2 separate regions of the Mus musculus genome follow, and region 2 is linked to region 1. Evidence: chromatin loops called from intact Hi-C (ENCODE). Cell type or tissue: left cerebral cortex. All regions are shown on one strand. Region 1 overlaps Tpk1 (thiamine pyrophosphokinase). Region 2 overlaps Tpk1 (thiamine pyrophosphokinase).

Region 1 (8,000 bases):
GACTTTGGAAATTCTGAACCACAAAGGAAATCCTCTAGATAGAAGAGCAGCACCACTAGTTATTAGTCAGACACGGGACTCGAAATCTCCTCTCTAATTTTGTTCCGAAAAGAACATCCACAATTTTATCATGCTATCTAAGGACTGTGTAGTACTATAATTATAAAGGCAAAGATCTGACTGAGGAGCTGTTCCAACTGCAGTGTAAAGCTGAATGAAGGCAGCAGAAAGGCTGTGCCATGGACCACCTGTTTTCTACTCTGTGTTAAGGTTACAGGCCACCTGGCAGCTGCAGAAATATAACTAGAGGCCAAGAGCGATGCCTAGGCTCTTCTTCTTGCCTTCCATGGTGTCCTGACATTTTCTTAGTTGGGACATCTGATGAGTGTGAGCAAATTGAATGGATTATTTAGGAATGACTTATTAAACAAATGTTTTCTGATTAAATCTTATTGTCATATAATATTATTGAAGCCACATACTAAGTTTTAAAGCCTGTTTTCAACAAAGAAGATCAAAATTTTTAAAAGCAATTTTTCTTTCTATAGATAATGTTTTCTTGTGTTACCCCATGTCACAGCCACCTCACTGTGTTTACTACAGCTAAAAATGGTATTTGGGCTTACATAGAATTTTCTCAGTGAAAATCATTAAAAACTGGCTTGCAGGTGTCATATGAATAGACATTTTATTGTTTCATAAGTGAATTACTGATATTGAATAATGCTTTGAATTTTAATTGCAGTTTAAGAATGAGGGCACTGATCCCAAGTGTTAAAGTGGTCAGTAAGATGGGTGGATAGGTACATGCGTGTTTTAAATAAATAACAATTTTGGATGTTAATAGCATTTATTTAGTTTTTTATAGATAATAGAGTTTTTCTTGAACTGTAAAAATAAGTTATTACACCACTGAGTGTCTCACTACTACATGTGGGGAAAAAAAAATCAAATCCTGTTCCATGCCTCTGATTTCCTTAGGTGTTTACACTAATGATGGAACAGTGATCAGGGTGCATCGATGCTCTACAAAGACTAGAATTCTGGCCCAATCTTTCTTTTCCTTTCAAAAGGTATTGTCCTATGAGCATGTCTGTTGTTTCTCATAAATGCTGCTTTAAAAATATTTCTTGTCTGTTCATATCTCTAAGTATATAGTTTATGAATTTTTTTTAATTCGCAGTCAGAATCCTTTAGAATATCTTTTGAATTTGATGAAGCCATGGGTTCAGTTCTATTTAAATTTCATTGAATGTCTCCTGTTAAAAATGTCTACCCTGATCTACTTAGATCTCATGAATATTATTATGTTCACCTTTACTAGTGTCTTTTGTTCAGACCTCCTACCCACATGCTAATAAAATATAGATATTTTAAAATTAAGTAATTTAAAGAACATACCAAACTGAACTGTTAAAAACTTTCAAGCTAACATAATTGTTTATTATGTAAGGAAAGTGAATATAAAACATTGAAAGGCCACCTCCATTCACTTGAATTTTTTTTAAAAAACTAGAAACAAAATAAAGCAAACAAATTCTGAGCTCAGCAAGTCTGTAGGCTTAGGAAGGAAGACTAATTAGCATATGATGTGATATGAAGCTGTATCTGAGGGAATTACAGACAGACAGTTTCCATTGACAGTGAGTGACAGGCTCTTTCCTTTACATTCTCTGAACTGGCTGCCTAACCTTTATTAGCATCTTACAAGGGGAAGAGGCTGCCAGGGGAACATCATGTGAAACTATCTCTTGAATGTACCTTAATTCCTGCATTTGCCTCAATCATAGCTCTTTCAAATTGAATTGATTGCATGTATATTTTTTGAAACTGTTTGAAGTGATTTAATATCCTTAAGGTATTTAGGAAGGAAGAGCCTTTGCTCTTTAATCACAGGCCCTACCAAGTGAGATCCCCATGACCCCTCAATGCATGCCTGCCCTCCTCAATCCTCTTGTATTTCACACACTATTCTCAAGGGTCTCTGGCACTCTCTCTTTCCTGAATCACTGGTAGAAGGAACCTACTCGCTTGGGCTCCCTGTCTGCTCACCTTCCAGAGGTTTTGTTTCTTTCTTCTTTCGTACTTGTTTGCAGAGCTTGATAGAAACAATTCAATCTGGACTTTCCTCTTTATTCCTGCTAACATGGTGACCTAGTGAATCCTCACATCTGTGTCCATTCATCTTGGCATCCCTAGTAAATAGAAGGCTGTCAATGTAGAAGCAGGAACTAAGCCTTCTTTTAAAACTAGAGTGGCAAGGTCTTATATAATATTTCATGTAAAAAAGACATGAGATTATGTGAGTTTCTCTGGAAACCCACAAGGGAGTTACCTTAAATAAATCTGAAAGAGGTAGAAATTTACCTTAATATTTTAAAATGTATTTTGCCCCAAAATGTCTACCTACAACTCAACAGCACCTGCTCTTCTGTATTGGTTTCTAACTAGGCTAAAATTGTACCTGGATGCTGCTAAGCATCTTTGATTGTTTCAGAAACTTTTCATGAAAGGTATATACTCCTACTCTTGTTTTTAAAACCCATGGGGAAAAATAACATATCTAAAAAGAAATTTTAGGGCATTAAAAATACACCATATGATATGATGATGAATATAGTTATACATATTGGGCCAAACTCATAGAGTTTACAACACTGACAATGAATGCTCGGGTAAACTATGGACTTTGGGCAACAAGGACATGTGTCTCTATTCAGCTATAAAAAATGTGCCACTCTGTGGAGGATGCTAACAGTGGAGAATGCTGTGCATAACCAGTGTCAGAACACATAGACAGTAATTTTTAATTTCGATGTAAGCCAAACCTACTCTAAAATTAGTCAAGAGTGTAGGTGAAACTGCTCTAAAATACAGCTAACTAAGATAGTAACAACACACTTTAAGGTATTACAGTATACCAATTTGCATGTACTTCCATCTAAAAATTCATTTAGTTTGTGCAGCAACTTAATAGAAATATTACTGTACCATATAGAAAATAAGAAAAGATGCTGAATCACTTACATCAGGTAGTACAGCTAGGAGTTGGTGGAAGTAGGACATTGATAAAGAGGCAGTCTGTCCTGGAATCCAAGATTTCTTCTAGTCGCTATGCCCATTCATCTAGTTTCTCAAAAAGAAAGCAGTGCTTCTCGTGATCCAGAAATACTATCATCTCCTTTTCCTTGCATAGGATTTGCATTTTTGGTTACTTAAGTCTTGCTGTCTAAATGTACTAGGTAAGTAGGCATCATTACCCATGAATATCTTCACTCTTCCAATCCCTTCACCATGGGCATCCTAGTCTCTCTGGAGATGGTTGGAAAAAAGTCCTTGTAATAGTAACATTTATTTGCCTGATGTAATTCTTGTGTCCAAGGGTTACTGCCTCAGTCTGCTAAACCTATAAGCTTCTAGCTTCTTATCTAGGCCCATACTGTTTTCAGCCCTGAGGCATATTGCTGAATGAGTTTGCTCTTTCTAGTTCTTTCTGAACTCTGGCTTGCTGGTCAACTCAGTTGCTCTGGATAAAACTCCTCCCCAAGTTGACTGATTCAGTCTGGCTTCCTTTTTTGTCCTCTGACCTTTTGCTCTGTTTAACCTCAAGTCTGACAATCTGTTCTAATTTCTGGCTCCTTCTCATTCTGGCTCATTCTATCTTAACCTATGTCTAGTCTTTTCTCTCTGTGTGACCTGTCTCTATATAACAGTTCTGATAAAATTATGTTCTTTTTTTTCTCTCTCTGTGCTACTATTTTCTCCTTCTCCTCCTCCTCCGCCTCCTCCTCCTCCTCCTCCTTCTTTTTCTTCTTCAAAAAGATTACCTTTAATCTTTTTTACAGTTCAGTCATTTCCCCCCTCCCATTCTTTCCTATTACAGTTCCTCATCCCATTCCTCCTGCTCCTCCCCATCTCTAAAACAATGTCCCCACGCCCCCATAAGCCCCCACACACTGCCATGCCTCCCCAATTCCTGGGGCCTCAGGTCTCTCAAGGGTTAGGTACCTTTTCTATCATTGAGGCAGTACTCTGTTTTATATATGCCATGGGGCCTTGGACCAGCTATTGTATACTGCCTGGTTGGTGACTTAATGTCTGAGAGATCTTGGGATTTCCAGGTTTGTGGAGACTGCTGATCTTCCTATGGGGTCTCCATCTTCCCAACTTCTTCAAGCCTTTCTCTAATTCAACCACAGGGGTCCCTGGCTTCAGACCATTGTTTGGATATAAGTATCTTCTTCTGTCTCAGTTAGATGCTTGTTTAAATTCTTGGAGGGCAGCCATGCTAGGCTCCTGTGTATAAGTGCATCATAGCATCACTAATATTGTCAGGCCTTGGGATCTCATAGCATCACTAATAGTGTCAGGTCTTGAGGCCTATCTTTGAGATGTGTCCAAATTTGGGCTGGTCACTGAACCTTCTTTCCCTCACTGTCTTCTCCATTTTTCTCTCTGCCATTCTTTTAAACAGAAACAATTCTGGCCAGAGTTTTTGACTGTGGGATAGCAACCCCATCTCTCTACTTGATGCCCTGTCTTTCTACTGGAGGTGGATTCTACAAGTTCTTTCTCCCCACTGTTGGGCAGTTCATCTAAGATCCCTCCCTTTGAGTCCTGAGAGTCTCTCACCTCCCAGGTCTCTGGTACATTCTAAAGGGTTCCCTTAACTGCCCCCGTACTGAAGTTGTATATTTCCATTCATTCTGCTGGCTCTCAGTACTTGATCATGTTCCCCTTTTTGCCTGTCCCTTCTTCCCTTTGCCACCTAATTCCCTCCCTCCCACTGCCCTCTGCTTTCTTCTCCCTCTCAAGCGGGATTGAAGCATCCATATTTGGGCCCTTTCTTTGGCTTGTTAACCTTCTTGAGTTCTGTGGATTTTATCCTGGGTATTCTGTATGTTTTGTCTGATATCTACTTGTTAGTAAGTACATTCAGTCTGACATAACTCAATCAGGATGAAAAGTTTCTAGTTCCATCCATTAGCCTGCACAGCTCATGGTGTCCTCATTCTTAATAGCTGAGTAGTATTGCATTGTACAAATGAACTGCATTTTCTGTATCCATGCTTCGTCTGTGGGACTTCTGGGGCTTTTTCCCACTTCTAGCTATCACAAATAAGGCTTCTATGAACATAGTAGATGATGTGCCCCTGGCAGGGCATCTTTTGTGTATATGCCCAAGAGTGGTATAGCTGACTTTTTAGGTGGATCTATTTCCAATTTTCTGAGGAACATCCAGATTGATTTCTGTAGTGATTGTACAAGTTTGCAATCATACCAGCAACTGAGGAGTTTTTCTCCTTTGTTCACATTTTCTTTTTTTTTAATATTTTTATTACATATTTTCCTCAATTACATTTCCAATGCTATCCCAAAAGTCCCCCATACCCTCCCCCCCACTTCCCTACCCATCCATTCCCATATTTTGGCCCTGGCGTTCCCCTGTACTGGGGCATATACAGTATGTGTGTCCAATGGGCCTCTCTTTCCAGTGATGGCCGACTAGGCCATCTTTTGATACATATGCAGCTAGAGTCAAGAGCTCTGGGGTACTGGTTAGTTCATAATGTTGTTCCACCTATAGGGTTGCAGATCCCTTTAGCTCCTTGGGTACTTTCTCTAGCTCCTCCATTGGGAGCCCTGTGATCCATCCAATAGCTGACTGTGAGCATCCACTTCTGTGTTTGCTAGGCCCCGGCATAGTCTCACAAGAGACAGCTACATTTGGGTCCTTTCAATAAAATCTTGCTAGTGTATGCAATGGTGTCAGCATTTGGAAGCTGATTATGGGGTGGATCCCTGGATATGGCAGTCTCTAGATGGTCCATCCTTTCGGCTCCGCTCCAAACTTTGTCTATGTAACTCCTTCCATGGGTGTTTTGTTCCCAATTCTAAGGAGGGGCATAGTGTCCACACTTCAGTCTTCATTCTTCTTGAGTTTCATGTGTTTAGCAAATTGTATCTTATATCTTGGGTTTCCTAGGTTTTGGGCTAATATCCACTTATCAGTGATTACATATTGTGTGAGTTCCTTTGTGAATGTGTTACCTCACTCAGGATGATGCCCTCCAGGTCCATCGATTTGGCTAGGAATTTCATAAATTCATTCTTTTTAATAGCTGAGTAGTACTCCATTGTGTAAATGTACCACATTTTCTGTATCCATTCCTCTGTTGAGGGGCATCTGGGTTCTTTCCAGCTTCTGGCTATTATAAATAAGGCTGCTATGAACATAGTGGAGCATGTGTCCTTCTTACCGGTTGGGACATCTGCTGGATATATGCCCAGGAGAGGTATTGATGGATCCTCCGGTAGTACTATGTCCAATTTTCTGAGGAACCGCCAGACTGATTTCCAGAGTGGTTGTACAATCTTGCAATCCCACCAACAATGGAGGAGTGTTCTTCTTTCTCCACATCCTGGCCAGCATCTGCTGGCACCTGAATTTTTAATCTTAGCCATTCTGACTGGTGTGAGGTGGAATCTCAGGGTTGTTTTGATTTGCATTTCCCTGATGATTAAGGATGTTGAACTTTTTTTCAGGTGCTTCTCTGCCATTCGGTATTCCTCAGATGAGAATTCTTTGTTCAGTTCTGAGCCCCATTTTTTAATGGGGTTATTTGATTTTCTGAAGTCCACCTTCTTGAGTTCTTTATATATGTTGGATATTAGTCCCCTATCTGATTTAGGATAGGTAAAGATCCTTTCCCAATCTGTTGGTGGTCTTTTTGTCTTATTGACGGTGTCTTTTGCCTTGCAGAAGCTTTGGAGTTTCATGAGGTCCCATTTGTCAATTCTTGATCTTACAGCACAAGCCATTGCTGTTATGTTCAGGATTTTTTCCCCTGTGCCCCCATCTTCAAGGCTTTTCCCCACTTTCTCCTCTATAAGTTTCAGTGTCTCTGGTTTTATGTGAAGTTCCTTGATCCACTTAGATTTGACCTTAGTACAAGGAGATAGGTATGGATCGATTCACATTCTTCTACATGATAACTGCCAGTTGTACCAGCACCATTTGTTGAAAATGCTGTCTTTCTTCCACTGGATGGTGTTAGCTCCCTTGTTGAAGATCAAGTGACCATAGGTGGGTGGGTTCATTTCTGGGTCTTCAATTCTATTCCATTGGTCTACTTGTCTGTCAGTATACCAGTACCATGCAGTTTTTATCAGAATTGCTCTGTAGTAAAGCTTTAGGTCAGGCATGGTGATTCCACCAGAGGGTCTTTTATCCTTGAGAAGAGTTTTTGCTATCCTGGTTTTTTTGTTGTTCCAGATGAATCTGCCGATTGCCCTTTCTAATTCGTTGAAGAATTGAGTTGGAATTTTGATGGGGATTGCATTGAATCTGTAGATTGCTTTTGGCAAGATAGCCATTTTTACAATGTTGATCCTGCCAATCCATGAGCATGGGAGATCTTTCCATCTTCTGAGATCTTTAATTACTTTCTTCAGAGACTTGAAGTTTTTATCATACAGATCTTTCACTTCCTTAGTTAGAGTCACACCAAGGTATTTTATATTATTTGTGACTATTGAGAAGGGTGTTGTTTCCCTAATTTCTTTCTCGGCCTGTTTATTTTTTGTGTAGAGAAAGGCCATTGACTTGTTTGAGTTAATTTTATATCCAGCTACTTCACCGAAGCTGTTTATCAGGTTTAGGAGTTCTCTGGTGGAACTTTTAGGGTCACTTATATATACTATCATATCATCTGCAAAAAGTGATATTTTGACTTCCTCTTTTCCAATTTATATCCCCTTGATCTCTTTTTGTTGTCGAATTGTTCTGGCTAATACTTCAAGTACTATGTTGAAGAGATAGGGAGAAACTGGGAAGCCTTGTCTAGTCCCTGATTTTAGGGATTGCTTCCAGCTTCTCTCCATTTACTTTGAGGTTGGCTACTGGTTTGCTGTATATTGCTTTTATCATGTTTAGGTATGGGACTTGAATTCCTGATCTTTCCAAGACATTTATCATGAATGGGTGTTGAATCTTGTCA
Region 2 (8,000 bases), 130 kb before region 1:
ATGAAAGGTTTTGTGGTTTTCCATCTAACATGTTTTCTGGTGGTGAAGGGTTTCCACCTTGTAATCTGGCAGTTCTGATAATGTCAAGGTATCTGTGTTGTAAACAGAGAAATAGCTCTGGTTGTATTGTTTAAAGAGTTATAGCAGAGCCCGCAGGTTTGTCTAGAGCAGTGGCTTTATCCTGGTTTATTCTGAGTGTAATTTGGCTCTAGATGCCAGGACATTAGTTTCAGATCAAAAGTGTCATCTAGTTTATGAACTATCATTTTTATCTAGATCCTTTCTGCAAGCATGTGTCTTTATATAAAGATCTTCCTCTTGCTAGTCTTCCATTTTATGTTCTTCCTGATGAGTTTTTATGCATAATCCTCATTTACACTCTTTGAGAGAAATCACAGATTTGAAGTTCATGGAAGACTAAATAGATGATACTGATTTCTACCCAAGATGCCTGTGACTCTGCCTTGCTCTGTCTAGTAGTATAGAGGTCAGGAACCATGTGCTGGCTGATGAAACATGTCTGTGTTCTGCTTGTGGTGGCTGACTAGCAATGCTGGAGAGTTTGGCTTGTGGGTGATGAAGAAATCAAATGTGTTTTTCCTGAAGAGTAGTGAAGGAAGTTTGATAAAATATATCCTTCAGTGGCTGTCACCTGAGGAAGTCAGGCTGGTAGACCAATTGGCTCTAGACTACAGAGCTGCTTCTGTGGGTGAGAAGTAACAGCAGACAGAATGTGAATTTAAAGCAACAGTACTGAGTACTTCGCTTATATAATTACAGATACAGAAGAAAGTCTGGACAGTCATCATTGAGGAAGCTTCTTGAAAAACAGTATGAGAGTGAGAAAAGTGACAAAATCTTTGCAATACACCAAAAAGCCTTCACACCCTCTAAAATTACATGCAAAGATGTATTATTAGTGAAAAAGACTTGAATGCAATTCTGGAGATTTTCAGTGATTTCAGCATCCAAATTGAAGTCTTATTTTTATAATGTGAAACTTTATGAAAATATACAGGGAAAAGTAAGTACTTTTCTACTGCTTCTGCAGACTAAATATAAATAAATGACTGTAATTTTGTAGGAAAATACTTTTATTTGGAACTTCCACTGAGTATTTATATATATTTCTGTAGAATCTAGTTTGCATTTTGTTGCATACTTAACTAAGAAGCATGGAGGTGAAACTTAAATTGCAAGAGGATAAATTGCTTTAATAGGCTGTCATAACCACAAGGGTAAATACCAGCCTACCATTTATCTTATATAGTCAGAATTTTCATTACTGTAAAACGTTGCTTTAAAAAGAGCCTTGCATAAATATAATTGGTTGTTTATTAACAAACAAATTCAAAAGCACAAACTTGCACGACTTGTTGAGGCAATAGAATCTGGGCAGTTATCCATTTCTTGAATTTGATGTTAATTTAGGAATATTATACTGATACTCAATATATACAACTCATGTTGTGGGATTAGTTTAAAAGTATTTTCTTTTTATTAAGTTAAAGTGCAATAATCTTATTAGTAAAATTGAACTTCGAAACACTCTTTTTTTAAAAAATTTTATTACGAATAATTGAGATTTTTATGCAGCATTCAGTTATGTCACAATTTGCATAATGCTGATTGGTAAGGATTATAGTAAAATGTAAATTGGATTTTGTAATCAAAAGGGCTGGTACAACTTGGTGATTTTTTTCCTCTTAACTTAGAAATATAGTTTAATCTATGAATGGTTGGGAAATGAATATATTAGCTTGAGAAGACTTTCAAAACACAGACTAGCATTTTTTAAGTTGCATATTGTAGTACAATGATTATGTGTAATAAGATGTCGTCTTATGTGAGAGGTTACTACAGAGGCCAGCAGCGTATGTGAAGAGGGCAGATTATTTGCTGACACGAACAAGCCTTACATAGAGCGTCAGTTCCCATCTTTCTGTGAAGAGGAAGAGAAGGTGGGACTGATGTTGTGTGCAGCTGCAGGAGGCTTTAATACTGCAGCAGGAAATGAGCTACCTATGAAAACTCTATGGAATGTGGTGTGGAGCAGCTGTCTGATTTATCAGCCGGAGCAAATGGCTCATGTTTGAAGGTATAACCTTTACTCCTGGTACCCATCATTGTCCTGTTCAGTCCACAAATATTTGCTCAAAAGTAGAGAAAGTTTGCCAGTTAAAACAATTAAGTCCAACGAACCACACCATTTTCCCAAGAGTTCTGTGATTTATTCCGGATTTGTATATAGGAACCTACAAAGCTTCAAGGTATAAACCCAGGTATATCAGTCCACAGTAGCCCTGTGGTCAGCTCTGGGGATTTACATCTAGTTCTACATTCAGACCCTTGGTGATAGTATGTATGAGTGTACAGTTTGCTAAGCTGCTTCTATAGTAGCTAGCTTATTTATGAATATTTTAACAATTATTTTATTTCCTAAATCTATGTGGTAAACATGTTACTTGTCGAGGAATCTCAGTGTAACTCTAAACACAAGTAGTTCCCTTCCCTCTGCCCAGTACAGATGAGTGCTAGAACATCCTTCTGATGTGCCCTCCATCCCACATACTCCAGTACAGTTAGGTTGGATTTGGATTTTCTTTTAATTACAATTTTATTTTATGTGTATGTTTATTTTGCCTGCATATAAGTCTGTATGTACCATTTGTAGTACCCGGGGCACCCACAGAAGGCATTGGATCCTCTGGAACTGGAGTTGCAGATGGTTGTAAGCTGCCATGTGGGTGCTGGGAATAGAACTCTTTTCCTCTGGAGAACCAGTGCTTTTAACTGCTAAGCCATCTCTCTAGCCTTTATTTATCTTTTTTGTTTGTTTGTTTTGTTTTTAAATTGCTACTAATTTGTTCTAGGTACCACATTGAGTATTGGTTGGAACAGTATTGAGCCAGCATCTAGCCTTCCTGATCCAAGACAGAGGAGTAATCAGTTAACATGATGATTGCTATAAGACACTCAGGAGTGTTTGCAAAAAGTGTGGAATGAAAAGATTTTTCTGCAACAAGGAAGAATAGGTGCTGTCATGGAAGTTATTAGTATGCTAGTCTGTAGTTGCATATGTCACAGAGAAATGAAATGCACTAAAACAGTTACAGAAAATTCTTGACTTTTAAGCGTTTGCTGCAATGTTTGCTTTAAAAGATTGGGCTCTTATTTGAATGCCTGGTTGATTTTTATGTAAAATTTGAGAATCAAGTATTAAACCCTGGGCTACTCTGAGATTAAGAGATTAGAGCAAAAAACAAGGAACCAGGAAAAAAGAGAGTGAAGAATTCACCAGTGCAGCTGGAGGAAGACTGTAGGAGTGCACAGATGGGATCCAGATAAAGGAAGTACAGCGAGGGCGGGTGAACAGGGTTCACTGCTGTTTATGGTTATTTCAGATGATGCCTAAAAGGCAGCCTGCACATTTAAACTCGAGTCATTGAAGATTTGGATGTGTTTTCCTTGGGTGCGACTCAAAGCCTCACTGCGATAGATCTAAACAATTACAATGGAGCTCAAAGATTTTTTTTTTGAGACTTTTTTTCTATAATGTGTAGAGAGAAATGAGGTAGTCAGTCTGAGCAGGAATTGGTGTGTGTGTGTGTGTGTATGTGTGTGTGTGTGTGTGTGTGTGTGTGTACTGTGTACACTTTTGAAGGTCAGAGGACAGCTTGCAGGAGTCAGTTCTCTCCTTCCACAACGTGGGTCCTGGGCATTGACCTCAGGTTGGCTGGCTTCACCTGTTATGGAATCTTGTGACCCAGTATGACATTCATGAAACTAATGTCAGCAACTCAAACAGCAAAATTTAAAATCAAATCTAATGCAATATTATCAAAAGATGTACTAATTTGATACTTACTTGCCAAGGACTGATAGTAGAACAATATTAAAAGTCCTATTTTCTTTTATTACACTGTTTTGTATAAGAACAGAAAACTTCTTGTGTAATAAAGTCATTGTAACTCATGGTATATAGCATTTTCAAATCTGAGCTGAGATAGTTCAGGCAGCATTTGTTGATGTTGTGTGCTTGAATGGCAGAGGCCACTATTGGATTCTTGTGGGCTGCCTGATGTGGGAGCTGAGAACTGAACTTGGGTCCTCTGGAAGAGCAGGAAGCACTCTTAACCACTTCTAGTATATGGGAGAACTTAGGTCGTGTTCTTGAATGTTCCTACCTTTGTTCTTTTCAGTCAGCTAAGTAGGCAGGAGCATGAAGCAACACTGTGAGTCTTGGTTTTATAACTAAAACTACACTTTATTGAGAGAAAAAGAGGCTTAAATCTATTTGTCATAAACTAGAACTTCTAAAGTAATGAGTTATTAGTTTTCTGCATATTCAGAGGATTTATTGACACACAGGAAATAGCACATTGTTGGGTGTTTATCTACTATAAGAATGTGTTTGATTTACTTATGAACTGGAAAAATTCAGAAGTACCAGAAAATTAAAACTACAATGTGTAAAAAGGACGGCTTTATTGAGAACAGTAGAGATCAGCTTGTTAAAATGAGTTGTTTTTGTAAAATTATAATTGGGTTCCAGTGAACCACGGGACCATGGCACAGGAGCTAACAGAAATCTCTTATGGACGACGTGTTGAAGTCAGAGTCCTGAGGTTGTTCTGGGCTGTTTAGGTTGCAGGCATTTACTGAAGGCAGAACACTGACCAGTCGCCCTGTCCAGAATGCTGTAGGAGAGATGGAAAGAGACCGGATGTCTACCCCTGAGGCCTGGGGTAGAGATGGCTTCAAAATGTAATGTTAGTCAAAAAAATTACTCTGTTCTTCCCATTTAAAAAATATGGGGTCAGTGTTTTTATATTTGGCTCCTGATTATCTGATAACTGTCACATGTACAATGAACTATATGCAGAGTTCTAACAAGAACTGCATCTACATTGAACTGCATGTAGAATCAGTGTGCTAGCCAGTGTTTGATTGGCTTCTTACAGAGCTATTAGCATATAATTGAATTTGCAAGTTACAGAATATTCCATCAGCCTGGGAGCTCTATTTTATGTGAGGATTTGTGATAAATTAAGAATATTCAGTGTGCAGGCTGTGGGTTTTGGAGCTTTATCTTTTAGCTGGTATTTTTGTATATGCTTGTGGGTCACATCAAGTTTTAGTTCCTGTTCCTAAAATAATATTAGTCATTTACTTTTAAACTTCCTTTTTAGGACTATAATTCTCTTCTTGACAAGAGCATAAAATTCAAGTGATGAATTTTGTATTTTGTACTTACTTGCAATTGAATTTTATTTCTGTTAGAAAACTAGTGTGAGCTTGCATGAGTTGTTTTGTAGGAGTCTCTACACTGATTGCCTGGTGGCTCCACAGTTTTCCTTCCGCCGGCACAAAGTGTTTTCTTTTTCCTTATTCTTCTCAGAATGTGTTCTCTTGATTATAACCATTATGACTCCCCAGCCCATTTTAATGAAAGTGAGTTTGGATGTCTCAATAAAATATCCCCTTTGTGTTGATTTGTATATTTTTGCGAAAGGGATATATTGGAAAGGGATATTAGCTAACAGCATATTTATTCATTTTATTTACCTTGGGGCTCTGGTGGAATCCTGGTGGTAAATGTTTGGCAAGGGTCCTCCATATAGGCATTATTAGAGATGTGTATTGTTAGAAAATTCTAGGAATACCGCCCATCAGTTAGTCCATTAATAGTATCTGAAAACTTAATATTGGATCTGAACATTTTAAGGATTGTGGAAATATCACAATAGTTACTTAGCATATATTTCTATTATACCCATTTTTAAAAGATTTGTTTTATTTTTAATTATGTGTGTGTGAGTGCATGTAAGCAGGGATAACTAAGGGACCAGAGGCATTGGATCCCTGGAGCTGGAGTTATAGGTGGTTGTGAGCTGCCACACATGGCTGCTAGGAATCAAACTTAGACCTCAGTGAAGGCACTGTGTTCTCTACATCACTAGATAATCTTTCCAAGCCCTTATAATACTTTATTTTTGAATGAGGATATCAAGTTATATCCATTAAGACTAACTTCAACAAGCTATTCTTTTTTCTTTCTTTTCTTTTTTTTTGTTTTTTTCTTTTTTTTGTTTTTTGAGACAGGGTTTCTCTGTATAGCCCAGGCTGGCTTGGAACTCACTCTGTAGACCAGGCTGGCCTAGAACTCAGAAATCCACCTGCCTCTGCCTCCCGAGTGCTGGGATTAAAGGTGTGCGCCACCACTGTCCGGCCTCTTTTAGTTTTTTGAGGAACCTCCATATTGATTTCTCATCAGGTTTTTTTTTTCTCTTTATGATAGCCAGTCTGCCTGTGGCAAGATGGAATCTCAATGCGGTTTGTTGTCGTCATCTTTTTTTTTTTTTTTTTTTTTGGTTTTTTGAGACAGGGTTTCTCTATAGCCCTGGCTGTCCTGGAACTCACTCTGTAGACCAGGCTGGCCTCAAACTCAGAAATTCGCCTGCCTATTTTTTTTTTAATTTAAAAAATATATATCGGTATATTTCTTGCATTTATGTCTGTGATCCATGTGTGTACAGTTACTGTGGAGGCCACAGAGGCCATCGAATTCCTTGGGATTGTAATTACAGACAGTTGTGAGCCTCCATGTGAGTGTTGGGAACCCAAATCCCCTACAAGAGCAGCCTGTGCTGGTAACTGCTGAGCCATCTCTCCAGTCCCTGCTGGTATTAAAGCTGCATTAACTGCTAAGTACTATTTTCCAATTCATGTATTTTTGTATTTTTTTACTTGCAAATGTTGGGTTTTTAGGTTTTAGTTATTTTTCTAGTGAAGAACATAGAGCTGTGTGCTAGTTAGTTTCATGCTAATTTGGTACAAGTTAGAGTCATTTGGGAAGAAGAAACCTTAGCTGAAAAAAAAAAAAGCCCTCAACAGACTGTCCTGTTGGCAAGCCTGCGACACATCTTTGTGACTGTGATTAAAGAGGTCAAGCCCAGCCTATTATGGACAGTGTCATCTCTGGGCTTGTGGTCCTGGGTGTCATTAAAGTCAGGGAACCTTGCTCCTCCATGTCCTCTTCTCCAGTTCCTTGAGTTCTTGCTCTGACTTCTCTTAGTGATGGACGGTGACCTGTAAGTGTAATATGAAATGAACTCCCTCCTTCTTAAGTCAATTTTGTCATGGTACCTTATCACAGCAGTAGAAATCCCAAGACAAGCTGGGTTACGTTTTTGATCCTGTCCGGCAGTTTTTAGCCCATATATGTGTTTGTGTCAACTTCCCTACATTCATGATACAGAAATGTTCCATCACCATAGGCAACTGTGGTTCCTTTCATGGACTCACATCTCCTTTTCCTCCACACCCATGTTTTAAGTTCAACGATTTTGTCTGAATAGGACCACATAAAGAATGTGATTTGAGATTTCCTGTATCAATCCAGAATCCTCCCAGTTGTCTAGCATATCAGTATCTCACTTTTTCTTATTATTTTATTTTATTTTTTTATTGCTGAGTATGTATGGTAGGGATATGGCAGTGTAACCAACTACCCCTTCGTGAACACTGGCTTGTTTCTTCTAGTTTGGAATTTTTAGAAATAGAGTTGCTGTAAATGTTGTGTGCATACGTCTATATTTCCACTGAGTAAGTGCCCAGAAGTGTAGTTTCCGTGTTGTGTAGTAGCTGCATGGTTAACTATTAATAGATCTGTCATATTTCTCTAGAGTGGCCATTCTCAGTGGTAAGTGAGTGCTTAGTTCCTCTGTGCCTTTCCATTAGTTGATATGTCACCACATTTATTTTAAACATTCTGAAAGGTGTATAATGATAATGTGATTTTGATTAGAATTTCCTGTTAACCAACAGTAGCATTGTTTGTGAGTGCTGATTCTTCATCTTTGTGTTCTCTAGGGAAATGTATGTTATGTTCCTGTCCTTTAGATTCCTTGCTTTTTCACTACGGAACTCTGAAAGTTAATTTCCTTCCCCCTTTATTAGGTGTATAGTATTGAGATGTCTTACAACTTGTCTTTCCA

The links. Hi-C counts contacts between places; a loop is a spot of excess contacts. Peaks named below come from ENCODE experiments on the same cell type or tissue, not always from the same donor. Only the 100,000 strongest peaks of a DNase experiment are listed, where the experiment ranks them.
Region 2: a loop joins it to region 1, with 5 times the contacts of the local background. A loop is called at or near these places in 2 of 42 quality-filtered maps.

What each region holds. Positions count from the first base shown.
Region 1 is chr6:43,512,234-43,520,233 of GRCm38, reverse strand. All of the region lies in intron 5 of Tpk1 (thiamine pyrophosphokinase), which reads left to right. Among named protein-coding and RNA genes, the nearest start is that of 9430018G01Rik, 74 kb to the right of the region's middle. In left cerebral cortex, no CTCF peak of the experiment used is centred here; DNase peaks (open chromatin) are centred at 2,814 and 3,183; H3K27ac peaks cover 517 bases.
Region 2 is chr6:43,637,933-43,645,932 of GRCm38, reverse strand. All of the region lies in intron 2 of Tpk1 (thiamine pyrophosphokinase), which reads left to right. Among named protein-coding and RNA genes, the nearest start is that of Tpk1, 24 kb to the left of the region's middle. In left cerebral cortex, no CTCF peak of the experiment used is centred here; DNase peaks (open chromatin) are centred at 657, 3,354, 4,097 and 5,350; H3K27ac peaks cover 2,090 bases.